Linked DNA regions of Homo sapiens: region 2 is linked to region 1. Evidence: chromatin loops called from intact Hi-C (ENCODE). Cell type or tissue: PC-9. All regions are shown on one strand. Each heading gives the region's core, and the rest is flanking DNA. Links, peaks and the distances in the headings are about the cores only. Region 1 overlaps LOC105370777 (a long non-coding RNA gene). Region 2 overlaps LOC105370777 (a long non-coding RNA gene).

Region 1 (8,339 bases), core at 243-8,242:
ATAAGGACACAGGGGGAAGTTCAAGGTCAATCAGAGGACTCAGAGGAGCCTGACTAAAGTTTTGGTCAAGGGAAAGTCTTTGTCACTGGTAATGTAGTAGGTACCCAATAAATAATTGTTGATTCAACAAATCAACATTCTTCCCCAGATCCGCCAGACTAATTACTTCTCACAACAACTTTGTGTGGCAGCACCTATCTATGGCAGTGGTTAAATTCTCCCTCCCTCGGAGCTCATTCTGTATTCTATCAAGTCATTTTCTAACAGAATTCTTTCCATCACTCGTGTACTTTCTTAAGAGTGAGGAAATTAAAACGGGGAGAGAAGGTTCAAGGCCATGAGTCAGTCCAAAGGCAGAGTAGGGAATTCCATTAATAACTTAAAGCACAAATCCACCTTCCTTTGCCATGAGGATGGGTCTGAAAGTGCTGGCTTGTTACTCCAGCTGCAACCCACACATTGCTGTATAGTCATCCCTGTTATCGCAGCTCTTGGGAGTGGGAAACCTACAGAGCAGTGGCGATGACAGTGACTCAGAGAACACATGAGTTCTTGTTGGTTCAAGGACCTCAAGAAATAAAACACTCAAAATCAATGTAATATGTAACACAGTAACCATTTTAACACCCTCCTAATCTCCTAGGGCCAAAGTGGAGAATACCGATATTTGGGATTAGAAAAAGACACTGGATAGCTAATTTTAAGAACAATTCAAGCCCCGTAACTTCACAAGCATTCCTCAATGCTCAGGAAAAGAAAACATGACAAAGAAATATTTTAAGTAGATATTTTCCAGTCCACTAAATTTTCTATTGCAAAATTGAATGTCCTTTTTAAATCTTCCAGTAGCCTTTTAAATATTCGATGACAGGGATGTTGTCTTCAATTTTTTGTTTTTTTGGTATTGCTCCTTGGCAACTAATATAGTTAGTGCCTCCTAAGTTTTTCTGAGTAATTTCTCTAAAAATTAACAGCTATTTTTAAACAGCAATATTCCTCCACTTATGAATTTATTGAATATTTTTTGGCACCTACAGTATGCAAATCACAGAACCAGGCACCATGGCACATGTGTAAGAATAAGACAGCATCTGGTGTGAAAATTAGAAGGGGAGTGCATTCATCATCACCTATCCTAGAAAAGCAGAAACCATTTGTATTTCAAAATAAAAGAAATTTAATATATGGGAATTGATTATACATGTGTTGCAAGAACAAGGAGCCCAGAAATAAACAAGAGCAGGTGCCACTGTCATCCCTAGGCAGGAAAACAGGAGACTGTGCTCCCAGAACCCAAGGGCAGGGACCACCATTAGAGGCTGGAACTGTCAGCTGCAAGGTGGAGTCTCAAAAGAGATACAGCTCCATTGACACAGCTTCCAAAAGCCAGAAGGGAGTGGGAGAAGACCCTGGTTTCTCATGCTAGCACCTGCCATTGTTACCACCCGGTGCGAAACCAGTTGACACAAAAGTCTGGGCAGCTTAGCCCTAAGGTCGGCCCCTGTGATACAGAACAGAGCAGGGAAAGGCCAGGGTTTGAGAGCAAGCAGGCCATACATAGGGAGCTTTGACAACTGTATAACAGCCAAATTCAAATTAGTGCTATCACAGGGAAAGTAAAATAAATATTCAATAAGCTTATAATATTGCCTTAACTGAATTACAAACAACAACAAAAAATAATAATAACCTCATGACATTTGGAAAAAAGATATATCAATTCCACTTAGAATGGCTGATGCTTTATCAAAGAGGCAGCACTCTGGAAATTTGGAGAAAACCAATAGAATTTCAAAAGCTACAGGAGGAATAGGAAGGATTCTACTTGCAAAAGCATCAACACATAGATATTCTGGCATCGTCTGGTGGAACCATATTGAAGATGCACTGAAGTATGATGTTAAGGAATGTAAATTTTTTCTGGTAGATCAGGAGTCACTGAAGATTTAGGACCCAAAATCTTCAGTGACAGAATCACAGCTGTGATTTAAGGATTCATCTGGCAGCAGCATATAAAATCCTTTGGGAATAAAGATGCCAGGTAAAAGGTAATAAAGTCTTGAACCAAGGGGGCATCCACGGAACTACATGGAACGTTCTTGATTTAGTGTTATCCAGTTGGAAGCACTGTGCAAAGAACTAGAAATGGGAGCCCTCCCATGATAGCTTGGAAAAGATGTCTCTGTTGTCTGCATACTTTGGGGCACATATGAAAAGTGATGAGGGTTTAAAGCCTGGCCATGGATAACATTATGCAGAGGGAAAGTCAGAAAAGAAATGTGTTTCATCAAAGGCTTGAGCATAGAAGGAAAGGTGCTTAAGAAGAGAATAGGGGCAGTAGCGGAAGGGGGAAGACCCAGGAGAATATCGCATTTCAGTAGAAAGGGTTTCCAAAAAAAGTGAACAAGCAATTATGTAAAATGCAGCAGAAAAGTCAAGGAGAATGAATATTGAAAAGGGGTGGGAGGACTTTTAACTTTATAGAAAATTTCAGGAAGCATCCAGAACTGAATTTGAAATCAAAACGTCTGGGCTCAAGATACATAAAATAATTTCTCCCTATGTATTACCTCTACTCCCTCATAATTTCACTATACATGTAGTTCTTTGTGTCCTCTTTGACTATTCTCTTCAGCATAATCTTCCAGTTTCTACATCCACTGCTAATGCTTCCATATTCTTGATATTTAAAAAGCAAGTGCATTGTCATGTCATGATGCCCACAGAAGCCAGAGAGAGTAGGGTCACACCATATATAACTGGGTTACCTAAAGACTTGTCCATTAGCATATATTTAGAAGGGGCTATGGGCATCACAAGCAAAGACTGACTTGTCAAGTTAAAGCTAACATATAACTTCTATAGTTAAATAGCAAAATTTAGCAAGCATTTGGTAATAGGCTCGATTAGCATGGTTTCCATTTTTTTCTAGCAATTGTATACAAAGCACTGAAAAAGAGAAAATGCAAAGAAGAATGTATAGAATAGCACATTTATAGACTAGTGTGTTGGCCTCTTCAGAAATCCAGCATTGTAGAGAAGATATCATCCACAGTACTAAGTTTAAACCACTTAAGCTGAAATTCAAAACCCTACACAATTTGATAACAGCCTACTTCTCTAACATTATCTCTCTCTAGCCATTCAGTCAATAACTCAAATTCCTATAATTCAACAAACAAGCACTTACTCCATTCCAGGCATTGTGCCAATCACTACACTAAGCACCCACAAGCCAGGCTGCTCCCATCTAAAACGTTACTACCCCTACTCCTTTACTGACCAGTCTGTTCTCAGCAGGAAAGCCTTTGCTCTTCTCTGTGCATATTGAAATTCCTCGATTATTGACAGCATACTTGGGAGACAGGAGCAAGGCTGTGCAACCTGACTGCTTTGGATTTAAATCTAGTTCCACCCTTAGGCAGCTGTGTGACCTTGGGCAAGTTACTTAAATGCTTCAATTTCCTCCTCTGTCTTCCTTCGAGGAATGTGATGATTAAACACATATATGAAGCACTTAGAAGAGTGTGTCAAGGTATTTAAAACCATACCAGGAATTTAGCAACTGTTTAATAAATGTTAAAAAGTAGTAGTAGTAGTTGTTGTTGTTGTTGTATTGTGATTCTCAGCTGCAGATGCACCTCCTTCACAATACCCCACACTCATAAATCTAACTCATGGTCCATACTCACATGGTTCTTATCATATGTGTCTTTGCATATGTTTTATATCTGATACATTTTTTTGGAGGCAGGCTATTATGCATTTTTTTTCTTCCCTCAGCACACAGCCACATGCACCACAGTCCCTAATGGTAATAGTAAACTGTGTGAGTGTGTGTGTGTGCGTGTGCATGTGTACATGAATTCAGTGGACCCTAAGGAAAATTCTATGGAAGAGGGACAGTCATGGTTCTTCCATCACCAAGAAACATCAAAGTTTGGGGTCACCAAAATGAAGGAAAGTAGCTATAGCATCTTCTTTGCAATAGGCCTTTAATACTGTGTCTATCCTTCTTACCAGTCTGGATTAGTTTAGATTCATTTCTACTAGAGGGCAGGGAATGAACTAAGTAATTTGTAATTCCACCAGTTCACCCCTTCAGAACACCTCCAGATCATCACAACTCCCAATTTTGCTTTGTTAAATGCAGACCAGCTGGGAACCAGCCCAGGACCCTGTATCCCTGAAGTTAACCCACACTCATATTGCTTGGACCAGCTGGGGCTGGCCTGTTTCTGGTGAGACAAAGAGCCAATAGATGATGGTCTGACATGCCAAGAAGTGATCATAGCTGCTTCAGAGGTCATCAGTAAAGAATGTCAGAAGGAAATGGCCCAAGGCAGTAGAAATGCTTTTGCCCTCTTAGATGGTAGTTTCGCAAGCCAATAGACAAATGACGAGCTGGAGCTGGAAATAGCACAGGACTAGTATTAGTGATAGTACTGGGAAACGGCTTTAGCCTGAGGCTGGACCACATATCTTCCACCCCTTGCTGAGAGGAACCACTGCCTAAAACAGATAAGTTTCCCAACATGACTAACTTGAGTGACTATCTTTTTGCCGCTTTTCCCCTCACGCTGACCAGAAATGAGGCATCAATGAAAGTACACACTTAAGAAAAACCTGCTGTTCTGAGCTGCATCCTCCCTGGGACAAATTCTCTGGGGCAGAAGTAGACACTACCCTCAGTTGAGTGGGCTCACCATTTTCTTCAGCCCCTTCTCAAGCCAGAACCAAGGGAATAGAACCAGCATTCTGTTCACTCCTGAAATCTATGTTAACTCCAGCGCTGGATTATCAATACAAATTAAAGTACAGAATTTGAGGAATTACACATTTTGCTTTAATAAATTGAACTGTGGTGAGATTAGCCCTGCAACATCATTGCATTCACTCATTTTCCTGTCTATATGTCACTGTTTCCCAAGTTTTATTCTACAGAATAGTGCCACGAATTATTAATAGGGAATCCCTGAAAAAAAATAAAAGGTTCCAGGTAAAACAAGTTTGGGAAACATGGTCATATGCTTCCTTGAATGGGAGAGAAAGGAAGAGAATGGCAGCTGCAGTCGAGTCATTGCAGGAGCCCTGGGTTCACCATAGGGTGGGCACCACACACAGGCTAAGACCATCAATGAAATGTGTCGGGAGCCTTGAGGAAGGATGCTTCTTTTTGTGACTTTGGGAGGCCTACAGGAACAACCCCAGCATTCCATATTAAAATGCATGTCCAATGTCATATAAAACCAGTCTAAAAACTCCCACTACATTCTTAAAACTCTTATTTTCTAGAAAATTCCAGAAATATGGATCTCTATTAAAGACAATCTTGAAAGAAGGTTAAAAGTTGCCTGCAAGAGTCCTACAAAGAGCAGGAGCGTACACACTGTGGATGATTCCAGACCACCACCTACCTTCCTGTGGTTCTAACGTATTAGCTCTATAAGCAAGAAGTCAGTCATTAAATCCACAGATTGAGAATGTCCCTTTATTGATTCCAGAAGGGAACCTGAAACACAGGTTAAGTAATAACCTGAAGCATAAAGAATTTATTATCCAGAGCAAGTGCTGACTCTTCTGGATCATATTGGAACGTACTCCCTTCCTGCTCCCTCTTTAATTATCATTTTTAACAAAAATCCAGTAGTTGGCCAAAATTCTCTGCCCAGGCAGGCCCAGAAATGCACTGAGGGGTAGAGGGAGAAGACGACTTTCACCCAAAGGGAACAATGCTCCATCACTCTGCTTCTTCATCACACAGGAATATGATCTAATTTAACATCACAGCTAAAATTCACCTTGATATTTATGTCCCTATCTGGTATCTGTGAGGCTAGGGGAAGGGCAGAGACTTTTAGGCCACAGACAGGAGACTGTTGAGGGGGTTGTAGCCGTAATGTCTGCAGACCTGCATTAATTCACTTTGTTAATTTAACCAGGTAATTGGGCTGTGAGTCCTAAGAGCCAAGTTAGAATTCTGGCTCTGCTACTCATCAGCTGTAACAAAGGGCGATTTCCTTCCCATCTCAGTGCTTCCATTTTCTAATACGTAAAATGAGGTGGTTTGTACTAGATGATCTCGTGGTCTCTTGTGGCTACACTTCTAGCCACTAGACCATGGCTCTATGCAAAGAGGAACCACATCTTTCTTGTTCTGTTGTAAATCTAGCACCAAGTACAATTTCTAGAATATAACAGGCACTGAAATGGGTATTTTTAAGTGTATTAACGCTCAAATAAATAAAATGCTAAGTTCAACCCAAAACATGCAGCTAATTCATATAACGTAAGACAGTGTCCCTCTTTTCCCTCATTTTTGTCTCAGCTTCCTAGATGATACCCCAATTGCCCCCTCACCAGATTTACTTGGCTGGTGCTTTAAGTTCCATTGTCACCTATCAGAGATAATACAAGTCATCTAACTGGACCTTTAGAAAGAACATATGAATAATACAATGTGTCAGATATATTCACTGATGACAACAGAAATCACTGTTGGAAAAGAGCATCATGATAGATGGTGATGACTTGTCATTGGAGGTTCAGAAAGTGAAGAAACATTCTACAAAAAAAACCTGGTTGCTACACAGAGGTTCTCAGCAAGATAAAAATAGGTAGTACTAGCCCAAAGAACATTGCAAAGGTCAGGCATTTGTTTCTATATCTCCAAAGTTCTCTTTCCAGTCTCCTTCCCAAATTCAACAAAAGACTCATCATTTACCATATTTGCATGTTTAAGTCTTTAATCTTGTGCAATTTAAGACATATGTTTAAGGAATTTCAGACAATAGAAAACAGATGGGGAGATTTCTGGCAGGAGAGTTCAGTGAGAGGCAGAGAGGTCTTCATATCCTTAACACCGCACTACGCCTAAAACTGGTTTTAAACCAAAACTACCTATACAAACTTTTCCAGTGCCCTGTGGTCTAGGGGTTGGAGTGCAACAAGAAGTGACAGAATGCTTACGTGAAAGGAACAAGGAGTTGCCTGGCCTGTTTCTATCTTCCTGCTCCTGCATGGCCAGACTCAGGGTGCAGGGCTCCCTCTGACTGAGCCCTTTACCCTTCCTGAGGCCACTATCCCAGTATAGGGCAACCCAATTCCCTCAAAAAGGGTAACGGGCTTTCCTTACAACATTATTCCTTAGGGAAGCTCAGCTTCTAAGGTTCCTGATCATCTAGTTCTCTAGGACTAAACCAATCTGATATGGTGACTCTAGTTTTCTGCACGAGATCCATGGGCTGACCCATAATCTAAAAAAAACCTGAAAGAATATTTGAAATTATGCCTGCATCACAATATTGGGCATGCTCCAACTCAGTAGAAGACCAGGCAGCTTGAAGCATTAGCATGGGGTACAAAAAGCCCCAGGCCTGCTCAAGGAAAAGAAAGCCAAGATCAAGGACAAGAGAACCTTACTGGGAGTAAGATCTAGAATCTGAGTGTGATCATATACATGTTGATGATAACAAAGAAAAAGAACGCAGCATCAGGGAAAATTATTCATGATGAGACAAGTTATTAGTACCAGTGGACTAAACAATGGGGGAAAAAAGTTCTATTTTTTTTCTATAAAAGTAATACTAAATGTAACCATTGCAATACTAAATATAACCATACACCCATCAATGTATGGCCAAATACAACAGAAGTAACGTATATTTTAATGTGACAAAATTGTTAGTTTTATTAAATGACAATGCTAAAATGAACTGCTTATTCTTCTTAGCCTGTAATTTGTGGTTGTCAATTTGTTCCTAAAGTAATAAAAGACAACATTATTGAAAAATCTTGATATTATTTGGTTTGTCTACCTCTATGCAACGCCACATCCTTATCTCCAGGTATTATATGAAATATGTTATGTTATTCTAAATCCCTATCATTTTGTGACTTAAGATTATATTGCTATTTTGAACTGTTTGAGAGTTTTTGAGGGTTTTATAATTTCCACTGGCATGGGCAGTATTGTATTTAAGAAAATGATGTTGTTATCAGGTAAACTTCAGTATGAATATCACTTAAGAAATATTCAAACTTGCACTGTGAGGTATTACTTTACCTCTTTACATCTCAGTGTGCTTTTCTATAAAATGGGTATAATAATTGCTATGATTGAATATACCAACTAATGGTACTACATAAGGGTTGAGACTTATAAAGTCTCATAGTTGGGCAGCCCTTAGATTATCCAAGTGATCATCTAATCATGGTTGTAGAGATCATCTTTTCTTATGTATAGTTTTTAAAAATTAAATACCTTGGATGATAATGCTAAAAAAGGACAAATATGTAACTGGGATATCAGATGTGAGGACTGTTTAGAAGGAAAAAAA
Region 2 (8,339 bases), core at 15-8,014, 210 kb before region 1:
ATGCAGTGGTTTTGCTCAGAAGACAAGGAATGTTGGAATGTAGATAGCAAATTCCTGTCCTGAGGGACAAGTTTCAATTCTGTAACTGTTAGACATGAAAATACAATAGGGCTTAATCTTACCAAATATAGATCCACCCTGGCCAAGTACAGGTATGTACCTTTGTGTAGTCATTTATTTGCCCTTCCCCTGCCCACTGCTTTCCATTAGCACATAGTGAAAATCTTGCCCTGGAAAGAAAGGAGACTAAAGCAAAAAGTGAGTTAACACATTGGATTCTTCTGACATAGCTTAGACAGTTCCTCCATCATCAATCCCCTTAAGTCATATTCAGTGAGTGTTCTGCTGGCTGGAAGGAGTTAAGACATTTTCCTATTAATATCAGGTGGCAAATGATAGGCCAAGAACATCTGATAGTTTTTGCTACTCTGTAAAGTTGAGGTTTAGCATCCAAAAGTAGTTACTTTCCTTTCAATAGAGAGGGAGGAAGAGCAGAGTGAATAAAACAGGAGCTGGAGTCTTGCCCATGTAGTTCTATGAACCTGGACAAGTTGTTTCACCCCTCTGTGGCTCAGTGTACTCATCTACAAATAAGGGTTACAATAGTACCTACTTCAAGAGTTGCTAACGGGACTTAATGAGTTAATTAATACATGTCAAAAGCTTGGAATTGTGCCTGGCACATAACAAGGGCTCAAGATATGTTAGCTGTGATCATCATAGTTATACGCTTGGTTTAGCTATAAATTCTTATTTTGAAACTGCATTCGTTTCAGTGTAAGTGAAATATCAGGAAACAATTTGAGCATAATGTAAATGCCAAGTTTACTCTCTGCAATTTTATCTGCAAAAAGTATTAGATGAACCCAGGAAACTGCACTCAGCTGAATTGAGCTATGTGGGATCCACAAAATCCACACATTCACAAACCTGAGACGCCTACCAGCTAGTGTAGTTCACCATGTGTGTGATGGGCCACACCCATCCACAACCATCGTTATAACTTTTGATCGATTTCAGATAATCTCCTCACCATTTTGCAATAATTTATCAACCGCAACCCTTCAGATACCCACTTCCACAAACAAATTTCTATCTTTTTTTCTATGAGTGTTCATTGTCAACCTTCAGGGTTTGAGACACACTGTCAGGAAGAAGTCCTGGAAAGCGAGCACAGTAAACAGGAAAGACAGAACTTCTGTTGGTCCTCATTTCAAGATGGTGCCTGCATGTTTCAAAGGTCACCAAGCAGAACGCCAACCCACTGAAAATATTGCATAATGCATAAGGGCAGAACAGAAAATTAGGACCTAAGTGTTCAGTACCAAATATATTAGACTTTTTCTTTCCTTAAAGTATATTCAGACTGAGATTCCTAGAATTAAAACAGCTTTTAACCACAGAAGAGTTATTGTAACCTTAAATTTCTGGATAAAATTCAGAGTGAAATATGTGCAAAACAAAATTGAGATCATTCCTGAATAACCAAGTTAAGCCTTTTGAGGCACTGAAAGCAAAACCCTCTCTGTGTGTCTTTATCTCTCCCCCTCCCTTTCATACACACTCTTCAAACCAATACAAAAAAATTACTTAAAGAAAATATAGGCATGTAAATATATAAAATAAACTCTAAGTAAATCTAGAGTGTAGGAAATTTTGAGAGTACAAAAATAAGGAATGCACAAAATTTAAGCAAATTTCTACCCCCATTGCCCCTCCAAATGTAGTTTTACAATCTGCCTGCAAATGTTTATCAGTAAGAAGAGAATGCCTAATGGATCAGAAACCTGATAAAAACATATTCAAGTAGAAAAAATGTTTTCCTCTAACTAAATAGTACTGTATCCTAGGGATCAAACAAACAAACATAAAGATAGTACACAGCAGAGGCTAAATGCCGCCGCCCTGTTTGTTAGTTGATGACTTCCTGATCTCAGTTAAGAAAAGTCAGCTTGTGCTGCTATGGATCTTCTTAGAAGGTAGAAAGAAACTTAACCCCATGCAAAGCCCCATGAAATTCATTTGCAATTACCTAAAGCTCCCAATACCCTGAAGTCTTATAAGGAACACTACTTCATTTTCAATTTACAAACAAAATTATGCATTAAATTCCTGCCATCTGCCACATACTGTGCTTAAATGCCATGCTCACCATTACTGCCTGAGAACCACGGTGGTGGGAGCAGGAGGCAGCTCTGCTCTCCTGAATTCAGAGCTTGGACTTAGCCTTCATCAGAGCTGCTAGCACCACTGGAGAGCAGCGTTTTCATGAGCTCTGGGAACATCCAGGGCATGTTTAGAGAAGTGATCAAGACTCCTTCTTGGGGGGTACCCAGGAAGGTAGTCTCTGCCCTGAACTTGGCTCTTTTCTCAGAGCAGACTATGTGACATTTAATTTCTTCACTGAAAAGAAAGATGTGCTGTTTATAGGGCCAATATAACCACAGGAAATAGCAGAAATCCTGAATTTAGAAATGGTAAAATTCCTGAGAGTTGAAGGCTTATTGAAGACTGTGAAAGATCATCTCTGGAAACAGTAGATAGGAAGCCATGAATAAAGCCAGTATCAACCATTGTTATGGGGATGAAGCTACAGGACAGGTCTCACTGGCCTCAACTTAGACTTAGCTCCAGAGTCAGCTAATATCTTTCCCAGGAAGAGAAACTTGGACAAGATTCAGCATAAACATTATCCTGGACCTTGCTGGGCATTCTTCTCTTAACAGAGTTCATCTGAGCCTTCAAAGCATTCATATTGCTGGAAAGTTGCCATTGTAGCCTCCTGTAAGCCTTCTCATAATGAACCAGACAGCCATATGGAAGAGAGTGGATCATCAAGTTGGAGTGACAAGCACGGACTTCATCATCAAAGATCCACCTAGGCCTTTGCTCAGTGCTCTATCAAAATGTAGGATTTGGATACCAAAGTGCACCAAATGGCAAGGACTGGGGGTTCTGAATAATAGGTCTTGGTCTAGACAAGCCCAATGGAGCAGGCGTGGCCTCTACCATAAGCTCTCAACTTGGCTCAGACTTATAGACCTAACTTCACCCTGACATCTTCATCTTCCTTCTCCACCCTCTTCTTAACTCCAAACACAATGATAGCCTTCTCCTCTCCAACACTTAATGGTTTTTCTCATTTTAGTGCTAAAGGTCTTTGGACAGTTTCTGTCAAGTACTAGCCCTGCTTGTCTGCAGATCCAGAGAGCCTTAATTGACAGATTCAACTGTGCCTATTCCTGAACCAATTCTGATCAAGAAAGTGGTCCCACCAGTCAGTGCTGACAGGAATTAGTCTTTTGCTGTCAACTAATGGTTTCCAATTAGGGCAACTTTTTCCACCCAGAGATATTTGTCAATGTCTGGAGACATCTATGGTTGTCACAGCTGAGGGAATATTAATTAATAGCACCTAGTGGGTAAAGGTGAGGAATGTCATTAAATACCCTACAATGCAGAGGGTAACCCCCCACCAACAGAGTACTGTCCAGCCCCAGCTGTTCACAGCGCTGAGTTTGAGGAGCCCTACTCTACCTAGTCCCAGGGATGAGGCATGGGAACCCATGCACAAACTGAGTCAAGCTTTCCTTTACTGCCCTATTGTGTTCTCCTTGTCGGTTTGATTTCAGCCTGGTGTACCTGCTTCAGGCTCTGGTTTTCCCTGCTGAGTCCAGAGTCTCGCCTAGGGCCTTGCCTGTTTGTCAGATACCTTGGTTTATGGCAGACCCCTCACCTGGATCTCCAATTGGAGTTCTATCTATATAGATCCACAAAGCCATAATTCATTTAATTTTCAGTATTCTTGCTGCAAGAACCCTTTCCACCAATCCCTACTTACCTGACCATAGTCCAGGAACAAAAACAGTGAAGTCAGCCTGATTTCCAGTGCTTTGGGATATAATATTCTGGACTTCTGACTGCTTTTCTCAGGGGTCATCCTACACCCAACCTGGTTGCCATTTCTTACCACCCCCCAAAATCTGTCCCTGAGGTCCCAAAGTGACTTGAGGCTGAGCTGACCCCCAGGATGCTTTGAGGGAAGAATTTCTAAGGGAGCAACACTAAGCACTATGCTTAGGGTAGCACTGTGCTGGGCAGACACTTTAACCCAAGCTCTAAAGCCATGATGAGTCAGTCCAAGACACTATTCTCGAATAATAACGGCAACTTCTTATGAGCCACCCAAAGTAATGTCTCTCTCTTTAGTAACTATTTCAAATTTTTGTGTGATTAGCCATTCTCCAACTCTGGGTGTAGAGAACAAACCCATAGCTATTTCCCTGGAAGGGACAGCCACACACCCTGCCAGGATATCCTGCTGCCCCCAGGCACTATATGAAGACATACCCATTCCTCCCTGCCATGGCAGAGAAAGTCCTTTCCAGAGAAGAACTTTGGTTTCTTGGCCTTGTTCCAGACTGAACCAAAAGAGGAAACGAAATAGACAAAGCACCAGATGGAGAGTAACTAGTCAGAATGATTCAGTCCACAAACACCTCCATATCTAAGAAATGAGCACAGGTTTCCAGCACACTAAGGTACATCTGGGTGGGGTGACAGCAATAGGTGCTCATTTGAAGCAGTTGGAGATCATGGTACACAAAACCAGCCTTCGAAGTAGTATGTTACCGCAAGAGCCATGGCCACTTTGAAGTAAAATCAAATTGTCATTGGTGAGATGAAGAAGCTGTGGAATTTCAACCTGGTTGGTTTCAGCACTTGCTGTTACATTTGCACTGCTGTTTAAAATGCTAGTTCTATTGGATTCTGAGGATACTATACAAAAAAAATTCCCAAGAATAAATAAAGAAGTAGTACCCCAAGCACAGGAAATGATCATCAAAACTCATCCTTTCCTATAGTGAAAGGATTACTATTTCACTATTACTATAGTGAAATCAGTAATTTTCACAAGGAATCTGCATCACCAGCAATCCTCCCTGGGGAAAAAAATGGAAGTGAATAAACAGATAAAACCTAAAATAGGGGCTGGGCACGGTGGCTCACGCCTGTAATCCCAGCGCTTTGGGAGGCCGAGGCGGGTGGATCGCGAGGTCAGCAGATGGAGACCATCCTAGCTAACACGGTGAAACCCCGTCTCTACTAAAAAAAAATACAAAAAATTAGCCGGACATGGTGGCGGGTGCCTATAGTCCCAGCTACTTGGGAGGCTGAGGCAGGAGAATGGCGTGAACCTGGGAGGCAGAGCTTGCAGTGAGCCGAGATCGCACCACTGTACTCCAGCCTGGGCGACAGAGCGAGACTCCGTCTCAGGGAAAAAAAAAAAAAAAAAAAAAAAAAAAACCTAAAATAAGGCAACCATTTCAAATAATGTAATAATAAAATCTAAAATATTACACCCATTTGAAAGAACACAAAGATATAACCTAAAATATTGCAACAATTTTAAAGGTTCTATAGATCTAAAGTAGCGGCTTCACGCTTTTTGAATATAATTCTAAATAGCACAATGCTTCCTTTTAATTCTTTTGGATTCCTGGAGAGACAGCTCCTGGCTGAGTATCAGTTGAACACACAGGTTGTCTAGGCTTTTCAATGATGGTGATGGACTTCTTTTAAGCTATCCAAATTTTTTCTTCGAAATCAACATCCTTGATTTATGTCAGCAAAAAAGCAGCTTTCTGGGGTTTCAGTTACACCTGAGCTCTGTCCATTGCCAAGCCCATATGTACCAAGGAGTTTCAGATGCAGGAAGCCCAACAGCATGAATTATTCTGAGACATCACCAGAGAACACAAATAGGCTAGGGCATCAGATCAGCAAGTCATAACTAAGCTTTCAAGCTATAGCTGACAATGAAAATAACCCCAGAAGTCTTGAGAAGCACAACCTATAAAGCAGAGGAGTGTGCTTTTCTGGAGTGAGCATGATCCAGATTTACCAGAGGAAGCATGTCAGCTGTAAACACACTCTTAGCAGCTCCATCCTAACCTGTTCCAGGCTCTTTGGGGACTGACAATCTCATCACCTGCATAGCTTGCCACAAACTTCCACGCTAAGGCATTTGCACGTAAACTGACCTTCACACTTCAGCTAATATCTTCACTGCACAATGAAATGAATGTGAACTAGAAAATCAAATTCTGTGTAAAAATAGGCAAGTCTCTTCCCAAATAAGAACAAAAGCCAAAAATTCACCTTATAAATGAGCTTTAGGAATAAGTTTTATGCTATTTTATTTTTATAGTTCATGAGGGTTCTGCAAATACTATAGCTAATCCAGTGTCACCTCCAACAGGATCTTCCAGGTAGTTGTGATTTATGTCTTTATTAGTCATGTTAATTACATAACAATACCTAAAGGGCTGCTTCTTGCATTCATTGCTTGCTCACACCACAGTAAAAAAATAATCATCACCTGACTGGTATCACAAAGCTTTCTTTCCACTACACTGGAACATTTTTACTCATCTCACACGATGATTTCAGAAGGACTGGAAGTCCATGGGATGGGTGCTTGAGCCATTTGAAGTGGCCTGTGTGTCAGTCAAAACCATTGCACCTAATCCACCTGAACAGGGTATGTAACTTCTTGCCTGAGTTGAGTCTTCTTTACCACAGCAGACTAAGGCAGGCTTTTATCCCCGTCATGGGTGAAAGCTTTAGCAACTGCTGCTCTCTTTCCATGTGGAGGATCATACATTATCACTGTACTTCTGGCCTCTCACCAGAGTCCCGTTCATTCACCCCTTGACAGCATATATAAGCCACATCCTGTAACTTCAGCTTTATCGGTAATAAAGATGATGTTTTGGTGTATGATTGCCTTATTCCTTTGTCTTATTTCTCAGTTGTGTTTGAATTTGGCCACAAAAAAAGGACTTTCCTTAGAATAGTCTAACATTTGGTGGATTGGTTGGAAACACTGAGAAACATAACAAATGGCTGAAGTGGGAAAAATAAAACAAACATTAAATGATCTTGAGCGGTTCTGGGCTTTGGATTTTTTTGTGTGCATGAGAGAGATGTTTTGACCTTAGTGGATTGCGGAGGCTTTTATTAGCTCATAAGGTTGCTTTTTATAATTTCACACTTGGCTTTTTAAAAATTCTATGACTTGGAAAAGGGGCCTTAGGCTTTAGGACATAATATTTCAACCCCGACAGATAATTACAGCTTGTCCAGTGGTAGCTTTATATGGACTGTTTTTTATATGTAGTTGTTTGTTTTATAGATTGTGACAGCCTAAAGCAAGATTCCATTGCCCTCAACAAAGACGTAACACTCAGGGAAAATACCAGGACAATTCAGCTTTGACAAAGTAGTGGCTGGGGGACTCAGAAAGCCTGGGGCTCAGCCAAGTCACATGTGCAGGAATGTCATCAGCAGACACCAATTGCACGAGACTTAGAAAAGGCCTGCCTTAAGTGGATGCAGGGAATCTCATGGTGAAGTCTTTCCCCTAAACAGTACAAGCCACTTGTCTTATCACACACATGCTAGTGATTCAGGGACCTCAGCCTATGCTAGTAGGCAGCAAGGCCACATATTTAGTTAGTGGCTGAGCAGGGATCTGAATACAGGCTGGATTTGCCCCAGAATACAAGCTCTCAATCAACTGTATTATTAGTTTTCTTTTGCTGCTGTATCAAATTGCCAGGAACTTAGTGACCTAAAACAGCACAAATTTATTATCTTACACTTCTGGAGGTCAGAAGTCCCAAGTGGGATCTACTAGGCTAAAATCAAGATGTTGACAGGGCTGCAGGCCTTCTGAAGCATCTAGGAGAAAATCCATCTCCTTGATTTTTCCAGCTTCTAGAGGCCACCTGTATTCCTTGATTCATCCTTAAGGAAGTAGCGTAGCAGCTGTAAATCTCTCTAACTCTGACCCTCTTGTCTTCCTCTTATAAGGACCCTTGTGATTATATGGAGCCTTTCTAGATAATCCAGGATAATCTGCCCATCTCAAATCCTTAATGATGTCTGAAAAGTCAAAGTAACGTATGACAGGGTCCATGGGATTAGGATGTGGATATGTTTGGGAGGAGGTTCTTCCATCTACCATTCCAGGACTCATTCAGCCTCCCCTTCATGTTGACATTGCATCTGGGGCCATAGTTTTTGACAATATACTAAGCCCCACATTCTGAGAATGTAATTTTTTCTGGGATAATTGCTTTAGAGGATGAGGTTTGGCTTCTTTTCTCAATATGGTAGGTGTGGCCCACCAGTGAAAATAATAACTGCTTGAAACTTTTCATCAGTAAAGTCATCAGAAACCCAGCATATATTTTCTGCAGTCCTGCAGGAACCACACCAGCCTCAAGAAGAGCGAGCCCCAGCTGCAAGCCCTGGCAGGACCCCTCACTCTG

The links. Peaks named below come from ENCODE experiments on the same cell type or tissue, not always from the same donor. Only the 100,000 strongest peaks of a DNase experiment are listed, where the experiment ranks them.
Region 2: a loop joins it to region 1, with 7 times the contacts of the local background. A loop is called at or near these places in 3 of 110 quality-filtered maps.

What each region holds. Positions count from the first base shown.
Region 1 is chr15:39,400,591-39,408,929 of GRCh38, forward strand. The region is part of intron 1 of LOC105370777 (a long non-coding RNA gene); the gene reads right to left. Among named protein-coding and RNA genes, the nearest start is that of LINC02915, 150 kb to the left of the region's middle. In PC-9, for the core only: no CTCF peak of the experiment used is centred there; DNase peaks (open chromatin) are centred at 3,371 and 4,391.
Region 2 is chr15:39,191,926-39,200,264 of GRCh38, forward strand. The region is part of intron 1 of LOC105370777 (a long non-coding RNA gene); the gene reads right to left. Among named protein-coding and RNA genes, the nearest start is that of LINC02915, 55 kb to the right of the region's middle. In PC-9, for the core only: no CTCF peak of the experiment used is centred there; DNase peaks (open chromatin) are centred at 136, 4,316 and 6,346; H3K27ac peaks cover 3,017 bases.